4 separate regions of the Homo sapiens genome follow, and all the other regions are linked to region 4. Evidence: chromatin contacts called from ENCODE Hi-C or POLR2A ChIA-PET data. All regions are on one chromosome and are shown on one strand. Each heading gives the region's core, a stretch centred on a gene start or an enhancer-like site at or near the end of the contact. The rest is flanking DNA. Distances are from core to core; before and after follow the strand shown.

What was found. Hi-C counts contacts between places; a loop is a spot of excess contacts on that map. ChIA-PET counts read pairs that join two places held with the same protein, here RNA polymerase II (POLR2A). Pooled maps may share reads with other maps.
Region 1: a map of B cell shows a loop between it and region 4 (19-fold over the local background). The contact joins the promoter of YIPF5 here to the promoter of FBXO38-DT in region 4. A Hi-C loop is called at or near these places in 5 of 168 maps with a recorded cell type or tissue (B cell, CD4-positive, alpha-beta memory T cell, CD8-positive, alpha-beta T cell and 1 more) and 11 of 50 pooled maps.
Region 2: a loop to region 4 is called in a pooled map, with 7 times the contacts of the local background. The contact joins the promoter of ATOX1 here to the promoter of FBXO38-DT in region 4. A Hi-C loop is called at or near these places in 6 of 50 pooled maps. POLR2A ChIA-PET finds 5 or more read pairs at or near these places in 2 of 52 experiments (T-cell and activated naive CD8-positive, alpha-beta T cell).
Region 3: a map of naive thymus-derived CD4-positive, alpha-beta T cell shows a loop between it and region 4 (15-fold over the local background). The contact joins the enhancer-like site here to the promoter of FBXO38-DT in region 4. A Hi-C loop is called at or near these places in 2 of 168 maps with a recorded cell type or tissue (both naive thymus-derived CD4-positive, alpha-beta T cell) and 9 of 50 pooled maps. POLR2A ChIA-PET finds 5 or more read pairs at or near these places in 1 of 52 experiments (GM12878).

What each region holds. Positions count from the first base shown.
Region 1 is chr5:144,169,322-144,173,704 of GRCh38, reverse strand. YIPF5 (Yip1 domain family member 5) reads left to right here and starts at 3,046. Exons shown (of 6, transcript NM_030799.9): 1 at 3,046-3,170; 2 at 3,740-3,859. The coding sequence starts at 3,750. KCTD16 (potassium channel tetramerization domain containing 16) reads right to left here and starts at 2,832. Exons shown (of 4, transcript NM_020768.4): 1 at 2,696-2,832. RefSeq lists an enhancer at 2,905-3,184.
Region 2 is chr5:151,755,793-151,759,906 of GRCh38, reverse strand. It overlaps ATOX1 (antioxidant 1 copper chaperone), which reads left to right and starts at 1,276. Exons shown (of 4, transcript NM_004045.4): 1 at 1,276-1,361. The coding sequence starts at 1,356. ATOX1-AS1 (ATOX1 antisense RNA 1) reads right to left here. Exons shown (of 4, transcript XR_007059008.1): 3 at 2,836-2,969; 4 at 1,547-1,618. RefSeq lists a silencer at 1,088-1,337 and an enhancer at 2,108-2,237.
Region 3 is chr5:144,189,658-144,193,858 of GRCh38, reverse strand. The region is part of intron 2 of KCTD16 (potassium channel tetramerization domain containing 16); the gene reads right to left. Among named protein-coding and RNA genes, the nearest start is that of KCTD16, 21 kb to the right of the region's middle. Within about 2 kb of position 1,663, at least 3 of the 41 ENCODE cell types and tissues checked have a DNase peak (open chromatin) inside an H3K27ac peak, as active enhancers do; they include GM12878, where a contact is called at or near this core.
Region 4 is chr5:148,381,664-148,385,728 of GRCh38, reverse strand. FBXO38-DT (FBXO38 divergent transcript) reads left to right here and starts at 1,879. Exons shown (of 5, transcript NR_105057.1): 1 at 1,879-2,230. FBXO38 (F-box protein 38) reads right to left here and starts at 1,771. Exons shown (of 22, transcript NM_205836.3): 1 at 1,690-1,771. RefSeq lists an enhancer at 1,795-1,994.

The DNA.
Region 1 (4,383 bases), core at 1,797-4,296, 4.2 Mb after region 4:
GTTAATTGCTTTCAGAGACAGAAGTAGAATTTGAATAATATCTATATCTAATAATTCATTCCTAAACAGGCAAATTTTTTAAATTTTAAGTTCAGGGGTACAGGTGCAGGTTTGTTACATAGATAAACTTGTATCATGGGGGTTTGTTGTACAGATTATTTCATCACCCAGGTATTAAGCCTAGTATCTATTAGTTATTTTTCCTGATTCTCTCCCTCCTCCCTCCAATATGCCCCACTGTGTGTTGCTCCCCTCTATGTGTCCATGTGTTCTCATTATTTAGCTCATACTTATAAGGAGAATATGTGGTATCTGGTTTTCTGTTCCTGCATTAGTTTGCTAAGGATAATGTCCTGCAGCTCCATCTATGTCCCTGCAAAGGACATTACCTCATTCTACTTTTTATGGCTGTATAATATTTCATGGTGTATATGTGTCACATTTTCTTTATCCAGTCTATGATGGATGGACATTTAAGTTGCTTCCATGTCTTTGCTACTGTGAATAGTGCTGCAATGAACATACACATGCATGCGTAGTTATGATAGACTGATTTATATCCTTTTGGGTGTATTCCCAGTAATGGGATTGCTGGGTCGAATGGTATTTCTGTCTTTAGGTCTTTGAGGATTCGCCACACTGTCCTCCATAATGGCTGAACTAATTTACACTCTCACTAACAGTGTATACGCATTCCTTTTTCTCTAAAACCTCGCCAGCATCTAAATCAGCAATTTTTAATGCTCATATTCTTGTAGCTCATTCAAATTTGAAAGGGATATCCTTTTTGATTCAGAAGAAATAGAAACATCAGAAAAAAACAAAAGAGACTAGAATTTTTTTAACCATAAGATTAATTAAATAGATAATGATGGATTATTGCATCTTATTGATGACTCGAAACACAGCTTCATGGATAATGTAGCTTAAAGAAAGTACAATCACAAAGTTTATCAACTGAATTAGGATATTTTTGAGAGTAAAAGGGAGCAACATTAATAATTATGCTGAGGGTAAGTAAAAATAGGCAGAAAATGGGACAATGGAATTGTCTCCAGCAAATCATAATATGTGGTCATTCTACCTGAAGTTGTGCAGATGATACCTAAACCAATAAATGCTAAAATGATTGATGAAAGGTGGTGAACACTTGAATGAGCAATTTCAGAAATTCAAAAATATAGTTAGAAAGCACAAAAATCTAGTGTTCAGTGGCAAAATAGGGTAGCTATAGTTAACAATAATTTATTGTATAGTTCAAAATAACTAGGAGTAGATTTATAATTTTCTCTACACAAAGCAATGACAAATGTCTGAGGCGACAGATATATCTCAATTACCCAGATTTCATTATTACACATTGTATGCTTGTATCAAAATGTCACATTTATCTCATAAATATGTACAACTATGATGTATCCACAAAAATAAAACAAATAAATTCGCTAATGGGTAAAAACCTCAAAGGGCAGCTGCCTGTTGGTCTCTAGAGTACAATCCTAGGTTTTTTGGTTGGGTCTTACATCCTTTTGTTGTTGCTATTTTTGTTTGGAGGGGAGTGCGTTTTCTGTTTGTTTTATTGGGGTGGGGGGTGTTGAGAGAAAAGTTTTAAGTGAAATTTTATTGTTCCTTTGGAAACTAGTCCCCAACAATGGTCTGGCTTCTTTTGTGAGGGCCTCAGGATTTTGATCCCAGAATATAATGCAGTGGCTCATGATAAATTTTATTGCTATAAACCCTGAAGAAAGTTCTGCTCATTAGTTAATAGCATCTTATTTCGAGTCACAATATTCGGGATTCCACCATCTTGGGAAAGTGATTTAACACAGGAGCCAAAGCAATCATTTTCAAAAGAAAACAATTTAAACATCACTCATCAGTTCACAATCTTCACTTCTTTTAGAACCAACACACAAATCCCACAGGATATTTCCTGGCCCCTTCCTGTTATTCCAGCCTCAACTCCTATGTGGCTCCCCTCACTTGCTGTTCCAGTCACTCAGGTTCCACTTAGAAGAGTGGTTGACAAATTCAGCTAATGTTGCCCCCACCGCCCCCAAGGACATTTGGATTTGGCAATGTCTGGAGAGATTTTTAGCTGTCACAACTTGGTGGTGATGGTGGTGGTGGTTGGTTGGGGGGAGTACTGGCATCTAATGGCTAGAGATTAGGGATGCTACTGCTAAGCATCATGCACAGGGCAGCCCCCAATAAAGAAACATCCTGACTCAAAATGTTAATAATGCTGAAGTTCAGAGCTCGATTTTCATCTTTCCTCAGACCATGCTTCCCAGATCTTGCACACATTGTTCTCTTTGCCTAAAATATTCAGGCTATTTTCCCTTATCCTCCTTTCCCGTTGCCCTTTCTTCTCTTTTCTGGTCTTCTCTAACTCCCACTCACCCTTTGATAACCCTCTTATAGTGGCTTTACAGACTCTTCTTCCCAGATGAATGTTACTCTTTCAAAGAATTATGGAACACTAAAGAATATTAGTAGCAATTTCACATGCATTTGTATGTGTTCGATTACCCCTCTCCACCACCAACTCCAGGTGGGTAGATGTCACCTAGCTTATATTTACCACAGTATCCCCAGCAGCTAGCACAGAATGAATGAATACTTAATAGCTTCACTTACAAAAGGGAAATAGGGTAACCATCTCATTAGGTTGTAAAGATTAAATAATACATACAAACACTTTAGCACAGTGCTTGAATCACAGTAAATGCTGACACCGAGGCATTGTAGGCATTGTAGTTTGTGGACAGGAGAGGGGACTCCGTCTGTCTCATTTTAGCGCCTCCCAGTCTTCCTCCATCACCTAGGTCTGAGAAACTCCTCCTCCTACCTACGAGTAAGCAGCAATTGCTACGCCTGCGCTTTCCTGGTTCCACCCCTAACCAGGCTGCCGGAAGCACTTTCCTCTTTGGCACGGGCCAGCCGCAGGTTGGGTAGATACTGCGCAAGCTCCATACTCGTGTCTCCTCCTCCCGCCCACCGGTGCCCAACCTGCTAACACGCCTGCGCGAGCGGGCGTGCCCCGGAAGCCGTTCTTTGGCCCTGTGACACGTAGCAACGGGGCTGGTTCAGGGTCTGAAACAGAGTTTGGGGGTTGTTTGGGATTAGTGAAGCTACTGCCTTTGCCGCCAGCGCAGCCTCAGAGTTTGGTGAGTGACCCAGGCCCGTGGCACAGTGTTCAGCTTCTCTCCACACCCGTGCAAATGGGCTTGTTGCCGTCTTTCGGCGCCGCGCCCTGGTCCTTTCGCTCAGACCCTCGCTCTCATTCAAGCCCTTGCCCTGACGCGGTCCCCTGCACCTCAGGCGCGACCTTCCAGATTCTGCACTTTTTCCTGGCAGGCCGCAGGCCTTATTTTGCAAGGAAGCAGTCGCCTTGTCAGCTGTAAAGCCCAGTCCTAAGGTGAAAAATCATCTTTGTTGTTATTGATATTTTAGACCGCTTATGGAACCACAACTCCCACGACCTCGCCCCTAATGGAAGGCATATCAGCTCTTTAAGGTGGAGTTGTCTTACTGGGCCGCAACTTAAAAGAATATACATTTTCTTACTCTCTCTCCGCTACCGTCGTTCAAATGCTGCGTACTTTCCGCCCCCATCCCCTCTCCGAATTACTGAAAAAATATTTGTTGTGTTTCTATTTGCTTAAGCAGACTGCCAGGAACGAATTCAGTAGAACCTTGGGCATAAGGAATATTTGCCATTTCTCTTTTATTACAGATTATTTGCAATGTCAGGCTTTGAAAACTTAAACACGGATTTCTACCAGACAAGTTACAGCATCGATGATCAGTCACAGCAGTCCTATGATTATGGAGGAAGTGGAGGACCCTATAGCAAGTAACTTTTCATCTTTGGCAATTAATTTAGTCTACATTGCAGTGAAAACACATATTTAGAATATTTGGTTCTGCCTAAAACAATATGTGAACATGTCCTTTATCAGGAGTATGATCTTTCATGCATAATCTTCTTCCTCTAGAGAGATATGTGACACTGGCTTGGCTTCGAAGGTATTGTTCTATTTAAGAGTTGAGTGTCTTCTGCAAACTCTTCAGGTGTACCATGAATGGAAAAGTAGCTTGTTTGAAGAACTGTTTTCTAGTAACAGTATTTCTGTATTTAGAAGATGATGGGAGCTTCAGGTACCTAGGAGATAGGCTGTTAGTTCATAGGACCAGTGAAAAATTAAAGTATTTTGTTAGTAGTTAAATCAGTCCAACTCTGAGACTTTTATCAGTGCTAATTGAAAGTGCTTAGTGACATTATTTAATGATGTAAGCTCCTTATTACGAATCATCAGGCGATTTTCATACAGCAGTTGATAATCATTTTTATTACTCCTCCTTCTCAAACCCTTATGG
Region 2 (4,114 bases), core at 27-2,526, 3.4 Mb before region 4:
GAAGGATTTCCTTCCCTCATGTCCACTCTCCGCCTTCCCTCATGGCAATCTAGCTATCCCTAGCCCCAGGGCACAGTTGTACCCAGGACTACCAAGATGCTAAGCCTTGCCCGTACAGGACCTAATGTGCCAGTACCCTCTTTCCCTCTCCTCCTCGCCCCCTTCCCTTCCATCTTTAGGGAATTCCTGGCAGGTTGGGTAGGGGATGAATGGTTAAGGGGTATTTTGTGAGCAGCGGAAGACCCAGTGCCAGGGAGGCCAACAGAGGGCCTAGCAATTAGAGAATACTTATATATATTTTTGGTGCCTACCATGTGCCAAGCAATGTATTAAGAAGTTTGCACACATTACATGTATTCCAACAATACTGCAAAGTAGGTTTCTTGGAGGGAACCATGTGTCGTTGTTTGCCTGAAACAGTCATGGTGTTTGCCTGTTGTCCTGGCAAAATTATTAATAGCATCTCCTTTCTCTAGCAAAAGGTTCAGATAAAAAATTGTATAGTGACCTTAACTGTCCCCATCTTATACGTGAGGATATTGAGGCTTAGAGAGGTAAGTTCATCTGCCCAGGGTCACATGGCTAATAAATGATAGGGCTGAGATTAAAACTCTAGTCAGTATGGCTCTGCTAGGGACTGAACTCTGACATGGACATGAATTGTGTCCCCGCAAATTCCTATGTTGATACCCTAACCCCCAATGCGACTGTATTTAGAGACAAAGCCTGTAACAGGGCGATAAAGGCTAACCGAGGTCCAGATTATTGCCTTCTCCCCAGGCCGCCTCTCTTCCACAACCGCCCCCACCCCACTGCAGTCAGGGCCCTTCCTCCTCTGTCACAACAGCTCTGCTAACCCTGCACTATCACTGCCTGCGTCCTTCGCAGCCTCCTGCTGCTGCTCTTCCACCGCTGCGTCCTCGTTGGCTGGCGCTTAATAAAAATTGACTCGGTGAATAAATGAGTGAAACTGTCCTTTTAGGGATGGATGGATGATGTCCTGTTCAAGGCGGTGCCCTTCTCTGGCATTCCCTAACACAAGCTTGACCCGAAGTAGGCGTTCTGAAAAAGGCCGACAGTCGATGGAGGCCAACGCAGCGCCCCTCTCACCTCCTCTCTCCGTCCAGGCCGGGTGACCACGGGCCCGGCCCGCAGAAAGGAGGCGGCGCGGCCGGCAGGGATCAGGACTGGAGGGGGCGGAGCCTCCCTCGCGGCCGGGCCCGGAGTGGGAGGGGCCTCCGGGACCAGGCCTCTAGTGCGCACTCTCGGAAGCGCAGCCGAACCCGCCCTCCGAATCCAGAGAGGCGCTGCTGACACCGCCGCCACACCGCCGCCACACCGCCGCTGCCTCAGTCATGCCGGTGAGTGGTTGCGCCGTCCCCGCCACGCAGACTTGCAGTCCCGGGTTGCTTCTCGGCTGCACAGCCGCTTGACCGGATGCTGATCTTGAAGGGCTCAGGCGGCGGCCGGAGCCGCTGTTGTCCCCTAGCTTACCCCACCCAGCCCCCAGCTTTTGCGACCCTTCAGAAAATGGGATCCGAAGGGAGTTTAATCTGGGAGCCAGGCTTCAAAACGTCGGAGCTGGAAGGCCTCCAGGGGCGACAAGCCCACACCTTCCCTGCGTACACAGAGAAACAGAACCAGAGAGGGGGCAGGGGATGGGGGAGTTGGTGGCCAGCGGGAACTGAGACGCCTAGTCCCTGAGCCTTCCTCCTGGCTGCCCTGCCCGCGGAGCTGGCCTGAAGGAGGGCGGTGGGGAGGCTCTGGACAAGGGAGTGGACCCGGTTATTTCCTCACGGACCGGGCAGGTTTTCAGAGGTTCATGCTTTTCTTAATTTCCCTGCCCACTCTGGCCTACTTTTCAGATCAACTCTGGGCGACACTGAATGGAGACACTTTCTCAGCCTGAACCCATGAGCCCCAGAGAGGTTCAGGAACCCCCCCGCACAGTCACCAGTTGCTCAGTGGCTGTGTCTGGGAAGTCAGTCTTAGCCTGCCTTTGCAGATCACTCAGTCTTATCACATATATTGTTGCTCGTGGCCTCGTTTTTTATATAAAGAATTGAGGCCTTTGGCAGATAAAAATATAAAAAGCCCAGTAACTTATTCCAGGTCGTGTTGAAGTTGGCAGAGCCAGGATTCAGCTCCTTATCCTTAGGCTCCCCATCTCTCCAGGCCTGACCACATGGGAGGTGCCAGGCAAAAGCAGTCACACCGGCTTGGGAAGATGCTCTGATCTCAGTTGCATCTTGGTTAGGGTCATGTGGTGTTTAGCATTTTCTTCAGGGTGCCTAATTCATGGCTCTGGGCCAGGTGGATACCCAGAGGTATCCCACAGTTGCCATGTGTCTTTGCATCCTGTCTTTAGGGAGCTGGCAGGTGAGCCTGAGGCCTCCTGGGCAGAGCCACTGACATCTCAGGTGTCATTTCCTGTGGGTCTTGCCAGGTGCCTTGAGACAAATCCTCCAACAACAAAGTATGGATAAGGAATCTGATAGAATCAGCCCTACCAGTTGGGCAAGTCAGCCTGTGGCAATGGTAGAAGACAGTATTAATTGCCCTGGGGCTTGGGGAGTGAAGGCCACCAGGATTTTTTGTGGGGGGTGGCAATGAGGAAAAGGCTAGCTTGATCATCACTGTATTCTGTATCTTCTGGGGATTTTGACAAAAAACCCTCTGGAGCAGATGATGGGAATGAGGAGGGCACTTGGCACCATGTACCACAAGATAACAGCTGAAGGAAAGAGGGTGTTAGTCAAGGGATTTCCTCAAAACTGGAAAGGGAAGAAAAAAATATATCTATATACACATACTGGAAGGGGAAGAGTGTGTTACCTGAGAGTTTTCTCAGACAAATGCCCGAGAGCACAGGGTTTGGAATCCCAGAAACCTCTGAAAATCTGTGCCCCAGCTTGCCAACTGGGTGACCTCAGGCAAGTTGCTTTATCTCACTGCCTTGATTTCCTCATCTGTAAGATAGGGACAAAAACTTTGACCTCACAGGACTGTTGTTAGTATTAACTGGAAAAATGCCAGTAAAATATGTCACACAGCCACTGATATATCTAGTCCCCAAGAAATGGTAGCTCCTGTGTAGACGTAGGACAGGTGGGCTAGAGCTATAGGCAGGTGAGGCCGGGCATGGTGGCTCACGCCTGTAATCCCAGCACTTTGGGAGGCCCAGGCGGGCAGATCACTTTAATGCAGGAGCTTGAGACCAACTTTGGCAACATGATGAAACCCTGGCTCTACAAAAAATACAAAAAATTAGCCAGACGTGGTGGCCCGTGCCTATAGTCCCAGCTACTTGGGAGGCTGAAGTGGGAGGATTGCTGGAGCCTGGGAGGTTGAGGCTGCAGTGAGCCGTGATCGTGCCACTGCATTCCAGCTTGGGTGACAGAGTGAAAGTGAAACCCTGTCTCAAAAGAAAAAAAAAAAAGGAAGGAAGGAGAGAGAAAGAAAAGAAAGAAAGAAAGAAGAGAAGAGAAGAGAAAACTATAGGCAGGCAGCTTTCAATCCCATTTTAACAAGATCTCAGTGGTTAAGCATTGAGGTTTTAGAGGCTGACTATGTTCAATTCAGGCCCTACTCAGCCGAATCACCGTGAGTGTGTGAACTAACCCCTAAATCTCAGTTTCCTCATCTGTCAAGAAGGGATAATAATAGGCCAGGTGCGGCGGGTAATGCCTGTAATCCCAGCACTTTGGGAGGCTAAGGCAGGCAGATCACAAAGTCAGGACTTTGAGACCAGCCTGGCCAACATGGTGAAACCCCGTCTCTACTAAATATACAAAAAAATTAGCCGGGCATGGTGGCGGACGCCTGTAGTCCCAGCTACTCGGGAGTCTGAGGCAGGAGAATCGCTTGAACCCAGGAGGCGGAGGTTGCAGTGAGCTGAGATCGTGCCACTGCACTGCAGCCTGGGTGACACTGTGAGACTCAGTCTCAAAAAAAAAAAAAAAAAAAAAGAATCATCCCACTTACTGACTTTAAAAACCTACTTTAAACCTACTGGCTTTTAAAATCTACCCATTTTATAAGTCTTTATAAAAGACCCCAGAGGCCATGAGGAACCAGAACTACCCAGTTATGCATCTGGTGGTAGAGCCAATCT
Region 3 (4,201 bases), core at 414-2,913, 4.2 Mb after region 4:
AACACTCAATAATTAAGTCTACCCACTTTCTCTACTATACTTCTTTCAGATATCTCTTCTCTTCGCTTCCATTTGTCGTACCTTTGTTCTTTGCCTTTTACCCAAATTTGACTAAGAAATAATTATGGAGCCATGAGCCAGGCACAACACTAAGCTATAAGCTCTATGTGTTGGGGATCCAGAAATGAATAAAGTAGACCAGCTCTTTGCCATCATGGAACTTCCATTATAGGCCAGACACACAGATCATAAACAAATAAACAAATAAATGAGCAAGATCATTTCATATAGTGAAATGAGCTATGAATAAAATAGAATAGGTAATATTTAAAAAATCTTGTTTGGGGCAAGGAGAAGAGGATTGATACTGCAGGCTGAGACTCTGGGGAGGGGAGCCAGCTATGTGAAATGCTGGGAACAGTGTGCTCTAGGCAGGTGGAATGGAAACAGCAAAGGCTCAGCTGTCTGAGGTGAAACTAAGCTCGGCTTGTTCAAGGAACCAAGAAAGCCAGCAAGTTGGATCCCAATGAGCAAGGGTGAGAGTGCAGGTCTGAGAAGTAGGCAGGGACCAAACCACAGATTTCATTCTATGTGTTATGGGAAGTCATTGGGAATTTAAAGTTAGAAGTGACATGTTCTGGTTTGCTTACTTTTTAAAAGGTGACTTTGGCTGATATGGGGATAACAGATTGTCAGGGAAACAAAATTAGTTGTAGGGAGATCAGTGGGGAGAATTTACAGGGATTTAGTGATATATGATGATGTCTCAGACCAGAGTGAAGTAGAATACATGAGGAAAAGCTAGCAAGGATTTTGGGGGTACAGGTGGTGGTATTTCTATATGGACCTGTTAATGTTCTTCCTCCTTTCAAGTTTTTACATCTCAGTTCATTTGACACAAAGCTAACAGTGTCCTCTTTCTAAAGATGCCATTATTTGCCCAGATATCTTAATTGGCTCACCACTGCTCATAGAATAAACTCCAAAGTCCTTGGTGTATATTCAAAGCTCTCTGCTATCTGGCCTCACCTTCTTTAGAGTTCCATACAAATGGGCTGATAAGGAAAGGGAAAAAAATGGTTACAGAGACATTCAAAAGTTCTGAGATAAATCATTTCAAAAATAGTGATATTCATAGAAAGTGGTGCTGGTTTTTGATATGTGAAGGACCAGCATTCACAGCTCTTCAACTGCTCTTAAAATCTGAAAGGTTCTGTCATAAATGAAAAAGCCACAGTGCCTCAACCAGTGGCTTGCTTTAACTTCCAAGGGAAGAAATAGGAAAGCTCTAGGAACTAGAAGAAATCATGTAACCCCTTAGAACACAAATAAATAGATGAATTAATTGATTTTGTTACAATCCTTCGCTTTATTCGTTCCCTGGTCTAAAATCTCCCATTATAATGCAATTAAGTGAAACCTCATGACAAAATGTAATGATTAAGCAAACTATAAAAAGGCAGAACTTGATAGAATGAAATCGTGTATCACATTGAACATATGATTTCCTTTCTCTTCTGCCTTAAGTAAGCATTTCTTAGAAATCAAAAATTCATGTCAAGATCATCAAAGCCGACTTGAGACGTCATCAGGATTAACAATCTAGAGTAACAGAAGGGGGCAGTGTTATCACAGTCTCTTGCATCAACCTGAAACCTTGAAGAAGAGAAACTGAAAGTCACCCTGAGTAACACTGTTCACTTACCCAGCATCCTCAACTGAGTCCCAATTTCAATTACTAATTTCTTTCCACTTGTGAAGTCTTAAGCTCCCAAAGTCAGCAATGAGATGCCCCCTTTGGTCCACCAACTTGACATACCCTGCCAAGCCCTATAAGAAACTGATCCCTTCTCACTGTAGCCTCAAGAAATGCAAGCCTGTCTCTACATTTACCTTCATTATTAATTATTCTGCCTTTTACAGCATGAATGGTGAAAGAAATTCACTTGTATTGACCATATAAGAAAAATACTTTATATTTAACATGTTATCAGAAAAGGCCTAAAGTTTATTTGTACTGCTGAAAAAAAAAAAAATGGAAATACGCAGCTCCATGCAGAAGCACTGCCGCAAACACTCACTGTTAGCCTGAGATGCATAGAAAAACAGGGAACTGTCTCGGCTGTTGAGATAATTTAGCAGACAAGTCTAGAGAGAGATAAGTGGAGGCAAAAGCTGGTAAACACCCCCAAAGAGGAGGTGAGATTTCTTAAAGAAATCTGAGGAAGGATAACTCAGCCAGCTGTCTTCAGGGCTTAGGGAGGGAGGATGAGAGGAATGAGAGGAAATATCATGACTAGACAGAGTTGCTATTGCACTTTGAAGGACAGGTGGAACCTAGAAAACAGAAGCTAAAGGTTCTATGTAGAAGGGAAAAGTGGTTGAAAAAATATGTGTGTAAGTGTGTCAGGGGGTATATGGAGGGGAGCAGCAGTTGGGAAAAGAACAGTCAATTATCCAGTTTGGCTGGAGCAAAAGGCACCAGTGAAAGAACAGTGGAGGAGTTTGAACTTAATTCTGTAAACACTAAGTAGTCATTGTGAGTTTTTGAGCAGAAATGACAGAAACAAGTTTCTCAACGACCACCACTTCTACAGAGTAACTCAGAACTCATCTACCCTCTCCCCAGCATCCCTTTGCTCACTTATCAGGGAGGACTTCCACCAATGATTCCCATTCAATGTCCCCACTGACAGGTGTGGCTTTGACATTAAAGCAATAAGAATTTCCGTTTTTACAACAGTATTAAAAAATATTTTCCCTCTATCCCCCAGCCATGAAAGAAAGGGAAATAAAGATAAAAGCTGCTCTATTACCCATTTGGCAAAGTGAAGAATGGTGTACATTGAATGTCGCACATTAACGACAATCAGTGAGGCTCACCTTCAGCAGAGAATGAGAATGTTTTATGTGTGTTGTGGTGTGTGTGTGTCTGTGAGTGCCCATTCACTCATTCATTCAGTAAATGTTTGTTTAGTATGTTCCACATGCTAGGCATTGCCATAGGCAATGGGGATTCCACAATGAACACAAAAGAGCTGAAGCTCCTGCCTTCATAGAGCTCACATTCTAGACAATAAATGAATAAGCATATAGAATGTCAGATGATAATAAATATAGTGGAGAAAAATAAAATAGAATATTAATTACTATGTTACTGGGGAGGGGTATTAATAGCAAAGGGACAGAGGGGACAAGGAAAGAGGTAGGGGAAAAGTGTGTTCTTTAGTAGTTTAAGCTAAAAAAGGCTTTTTCCAGTCAGGTGAACTATAGTAAAGAAAGGAATTTTCATTCAACAATCAATCGTAATATTAATAGATATAATAATAGATACCAATTACTGAATCACTACTACATGACTGTCACTATGCTGAGCATTATTTCATTTATTCTTCACAATAAGCTTTGTTAGTGTGACACTTATAGGCACAAAGGAAAGTGAGGCATCGTAAGAAAGAGAGAGAACGGAAGGAGAGAGAAGCCAAGGTTCAGATAAGTCAAGTAGCTAGCCCAAGTGATCTTACGCAAATGTACAGAACGTGGATTTGAGTGCAGACACTCTGACTCCAAAGCCTGCACTCTTAACCCAGACACTGGGTTGAGGTACAGAGATAAATAAGTCATGGACTCTGCCTTGGAATTGCTCATAGTCTAGTAAGAGAGACAGACTCGTAAACAAATAAATCCAGTGCAGTGATAGGAGCTATAATAGAGGTATAATAGCGTTAAGGAGACACAGAGGAAAGAGTGACTAAGTGCCTGGCTGCGGGTGGGGTGAAGGGTTATCAAAATGCAGACATATTCATTTGTGCTTATGTAATTCATTGCTCTCGCTGGGTCTGGTTACTCACAACGAATCTGCAGTTCCCTCCAAAACCTTTTCCGGTGGATTTCCCCAGTCTGTCTTCACAGGTTGTGGGTTGTCAGCCTCATCCTGAATGCAATAAGTAGTTCTGACACAGAGGCCACATAAACTCTTTAAAGCCACTGTGGAGAAGGAAGGGAAATAACAATATAGCAGTCTACCTTAACTACCTTCATAAAAGGCTAAGGAATATGGCAACCATGTGAATTAAAATGAGATGACCAATATAAGGGAAAAGAGGAAAAATGCTGGCAAACCACCTGAAAAAACTAAAGGGCATGTGTATTGTGATACAAGGTGGCTGACAACAGTTACTCAGAAAGGAAAATTATATTC
Region 4 (4,065 bases), core at 630-3,129:
ATCTTGTGTATCTACTGACCAGGACAGCCTCTCTTGTCTAAAGAAATACCACACCACATAAACCAAACTGCTCAGATAAAAACCACACACAAACAAAACAAAACAAAAACCCCCCAACAGGATGATGGTGCTGAAAAAGGCCTAGGAATCATCCAGCTCAACCCTTCGTTTTACAGATAAGGAAAGTGAGGCCTAGAGATGTTAGATGGCTTGTCCAAAGTCACAGAGGCAGGATGTACCAGTGTGAAGCAGGGATACAGGTCTTCAACTCCTTTTTAATTTTATTTCACTATACCACCTTATTTCATTTTAGTATACCACCAATTTTACTTCACTATATCACCCTATCTTACTGGAATCTAGTTGTCCCTTTTTCTCCTCTGCTATGCATTAGTATCTGTTTGACTAAATATAAAGTGTGTACCTCTGGGCACACAGCCATTTAAACAAAGAGGCACACAAAACTCTACATTCTTTACCCAAGGAGGACATCAGAATTACAGCATCACATATTTTAAAGAGGGGAAAGAAGGCTTACAGATAATCTAAAATGTTAATTCTCAAAATGAAAGTTAAAAATTACAAGCGGATTTTTTTCAGTCTATGCCTATGTAATACATACCCTCCAGACTGGACCTCCTCCTTCCCTGGGAAAATCATGGCTTTATAGAACTATTATTTTATCCTTCACTTGTGCTGGGGGAATGGGAAAGGGGATTAAAAACCAGTGACCTAATCCAACGTCTTCCTTTAGCAGATAAAAAAATCTCAAGTTCAGAGAGAGGAAGGGATTTGGCCAAAGTAAACCATCAAGTTAATAGCAACTTTGGAACAAAAATCAAGGTCTCCTGTTTTTCACTTTGTAGTGATTTACACTGCTGGTTTAGGTGTATAAAACAAAGTTTTCTGGACAGAGCTTCTCATTGCACAGGAACCTTCCTAAGTGACCAGTTGCCCTTGGCCAGCTTGGTGTCTGCAAAGAAACACGGTAGACATCTCTTAGTCAAATTCTGGGTGTGCAGAGTGCAGGGAGAATATGCTTTTCAGGTCTGTAAAGACTCCATGAAAAGGGAGTTAAGAATCTGATTTCCACAGCTAGGGCACGGACATCAAAGGCATCCAACACAGATAAGCAAACTGCAGCACAGAAAAGCTAATGGACCTAGACAAGGTCACACGGTGTGTAGGTGGAAGGGGTGAAACTAGAATTCAGGGCTCCTGATACTCAGGCGTGGCAGCCAAAGATGTGTTCACTGCTTCCTGCTCAGGGACATCTCCTCACTACGCTGAACACAGACCTCCTTCACTTTACTGGCCGAAACACCGACTTAACATTAAAATCATGAAATTCGTGACGCCCGGGGTGGGAGACAGTCACAGAAGCTGTCCAGTCCAACACCCTCACCCATTTCATTGAGGAAACTGGGGCCCAGAGAGAGTTCTTTATGCTGGATTTTGGGGCCAGGTTCAGACAAGCAGGCAACCCCCGCAAGCACGGCCTAGAAGGCCAGGAACTACAAATTCAACCCCTGATCTCTCAAGGAGCTCTAGGCCCCAAGGGGGCCAGAGGCCGAGCTTAAGCGGTCGGAAGTTCCAGAATCCCCACCCAGCTACCTCAGCCCTGCCGCACGCACTCCGGGCTTTGCCACCCCGCTCCCGGTCCCCAGGCCCACTCAGCCGCCGCCTCACCTACGCCGACCCTCCGCCTGTTATTGTGGTTGAGAGGGAGGGACGCTACAGACACTTCCCCGGCCCCTACCGCTGAGGCACTTCCGCTTCCGCCGCCGCTCGCATATTTCCGGAGTGTTGTCATCCGGGGCTGGAGCCTCAAACCCGTGTCCATATTGTGTGTGTGAAGAAGCATCGAAGCGCGGCAGCCATGTTCAGCGTGGCATTTCGGAAGGCTTGTCAGGGGTGGAGAAGCGGGGCGGGTTGCTGTTCTTTCACCTGACACTAAAGCGCCATGCCGGAAGCACTGAGTCTGATACGTCGGAACCAGTCTCCACCGTGTGGTTTGGTCTTGATTTCCACTGGTACTCTGGGGTCTTGGATAAGTCTCTGGACCTCGCCTTTGTCATTTGCGAAGTCGATAGGTTCCAATAGAGATTTTCCCAGAATCATTCAACTAAAAATAGAGAACTTTTTTTTTTTGAGAGGAAGGACGGGGGCGCAGTTAAAGATGTTAATGTTAAGTCATCCCTTCTGTGATTTCGGGACATTATCTTTGCACGTAAGTAATAGTATTTTACAGTCCAAAGGAATTTCACATGAGTGTCATTAAAAACTCTACACGACTCTGACATGTAGGCAAGGATCAACTTAATCACCTTTTCTGTTGTTTAATGGATAAGGAATTGTCTTCAGAGAGTGTAATTGATTTTCACAATGTCTCGCAGATGGACTGAAATTCAGATTTTTACCTTTTACATCCTGTGTTCTTGCCCTAATATACATGTAATTAATATGGGCTAAAATCCCTAGATTTAAATAGATACAAATACTTCTTAGGAAAGTTAGTGTGCATTAAAGCCATGTGAGACACAATTTGACAAGACGTAGCATTGACTAGGCTATTCTGCTGGAGAAGAAAAAGCTGAAGAAGGCTTGGGAATCCCATTTCTTCTTATTCTTTTCTTGATTGATAGCAGACCTACTGGTTTTTCCCCTCTTTCCCCAATATGGTTCGGCACCTTAGGTTTCAGCTTGTCTTAGGCAGTCACAGTTTTAGCTATCCCATTCCGTATGTCAAACCATATATCTGTGTTTTTATTTGGAGCTCTGGTAGGACAAACAAAACAAAACCTCATCATATTCATGTACTATTCATTGTAATCTCAGCTTTCATGTTACATTCTTCCTGTAATTGAAGACAAAAATGAATTTTTATGCTATTTGCTTCTGTCGGTTTCTTCATATTCAAACTTTAATAAAGGAAACAGACTTTAGCTTTTTCTGTTTCCCAGGTTATTCTGAAGAATAAATAGGAATTACGAAAGTTTCTAGTGCAGGGCATGGCATATTTAGAAGGCATTCAGTAAGATTTATTTCAGCACAATTGGCCTGAATTTTTAATTCAATGGAATATGATTTTCATTTTATTAGCATTCCTCCTTTTGTAAAAAGCACTGTAGTGGGACCTGAAATGAATACTCATGAGTAAGAAAGGTTTCCTACCTCAAGTTTAGAAAATTTCCTACCACAAATCATTGTAATAAATGTTAAAGATATTTTCTCACTGCTATGAGTGTTATATATAATAAGATATCAAAACTAGTTTTAACATTTTCAGGTAGAGCATGTTATATGTATCCCTTCATCTCTAGGATTTATTTGTACCTTGATGTTACAGGTTTTCATTAAAAAGGTCCTGAGTTAGTATTTCTCCTGTACAGTGGCACCATCATGGGGTCCCTGAGCGCTGCAGGAAAGTTTGCCCTACAGTAAATGACCTTAAACCGCTGTGTTGTTTTAATTTTCAATCCCCACTTTTTAATTAAATTCTAAAGTATCTCTTTTCATTCTTCCATGAGTTCTAGTATCAGCCCGTGTTCTTCCTTGAAATTCCTTAGGTACCTAAACAACAGATAATCCCTTTGTTAAAATGATGACTAATACTCAAGAGAAGTTTTGGTCAGGGATAGTGGTTGGAGTTTGCTCAGGACAGGTTCATATGGCTATGGAGCCTGTTCAGTGCACAACTGCAGAAGGTGCTATGCATATCAAGGCTATTCTTAACTACCCTTAGACTTGGCGTATATGGCAGAACTCCACTATGAATTCAAATACAGGATTTTTTTTGAAGGTAAAAAGGAAAAAAAAAAACTATTGTAGCTGTTTTGACTGAGAAGTTGTGTATTTAGTAGTCAGCAATGCAGGCTTTAGAACCAGAAAGACTTGGTTAACTGTGAGTTCCTCTGCTTACTGGCAGAGAGACAATGGGCAATCACTTCAGCTCTAAGGTTCAGGTTTCTTTAAAATAGACATTATGGTACCTACGTAACAAGTCACTCCAGAATTTAGTGGCTAAAAATTTTATCTGCCCTGATTCTGTAGGGTAACTGGGTT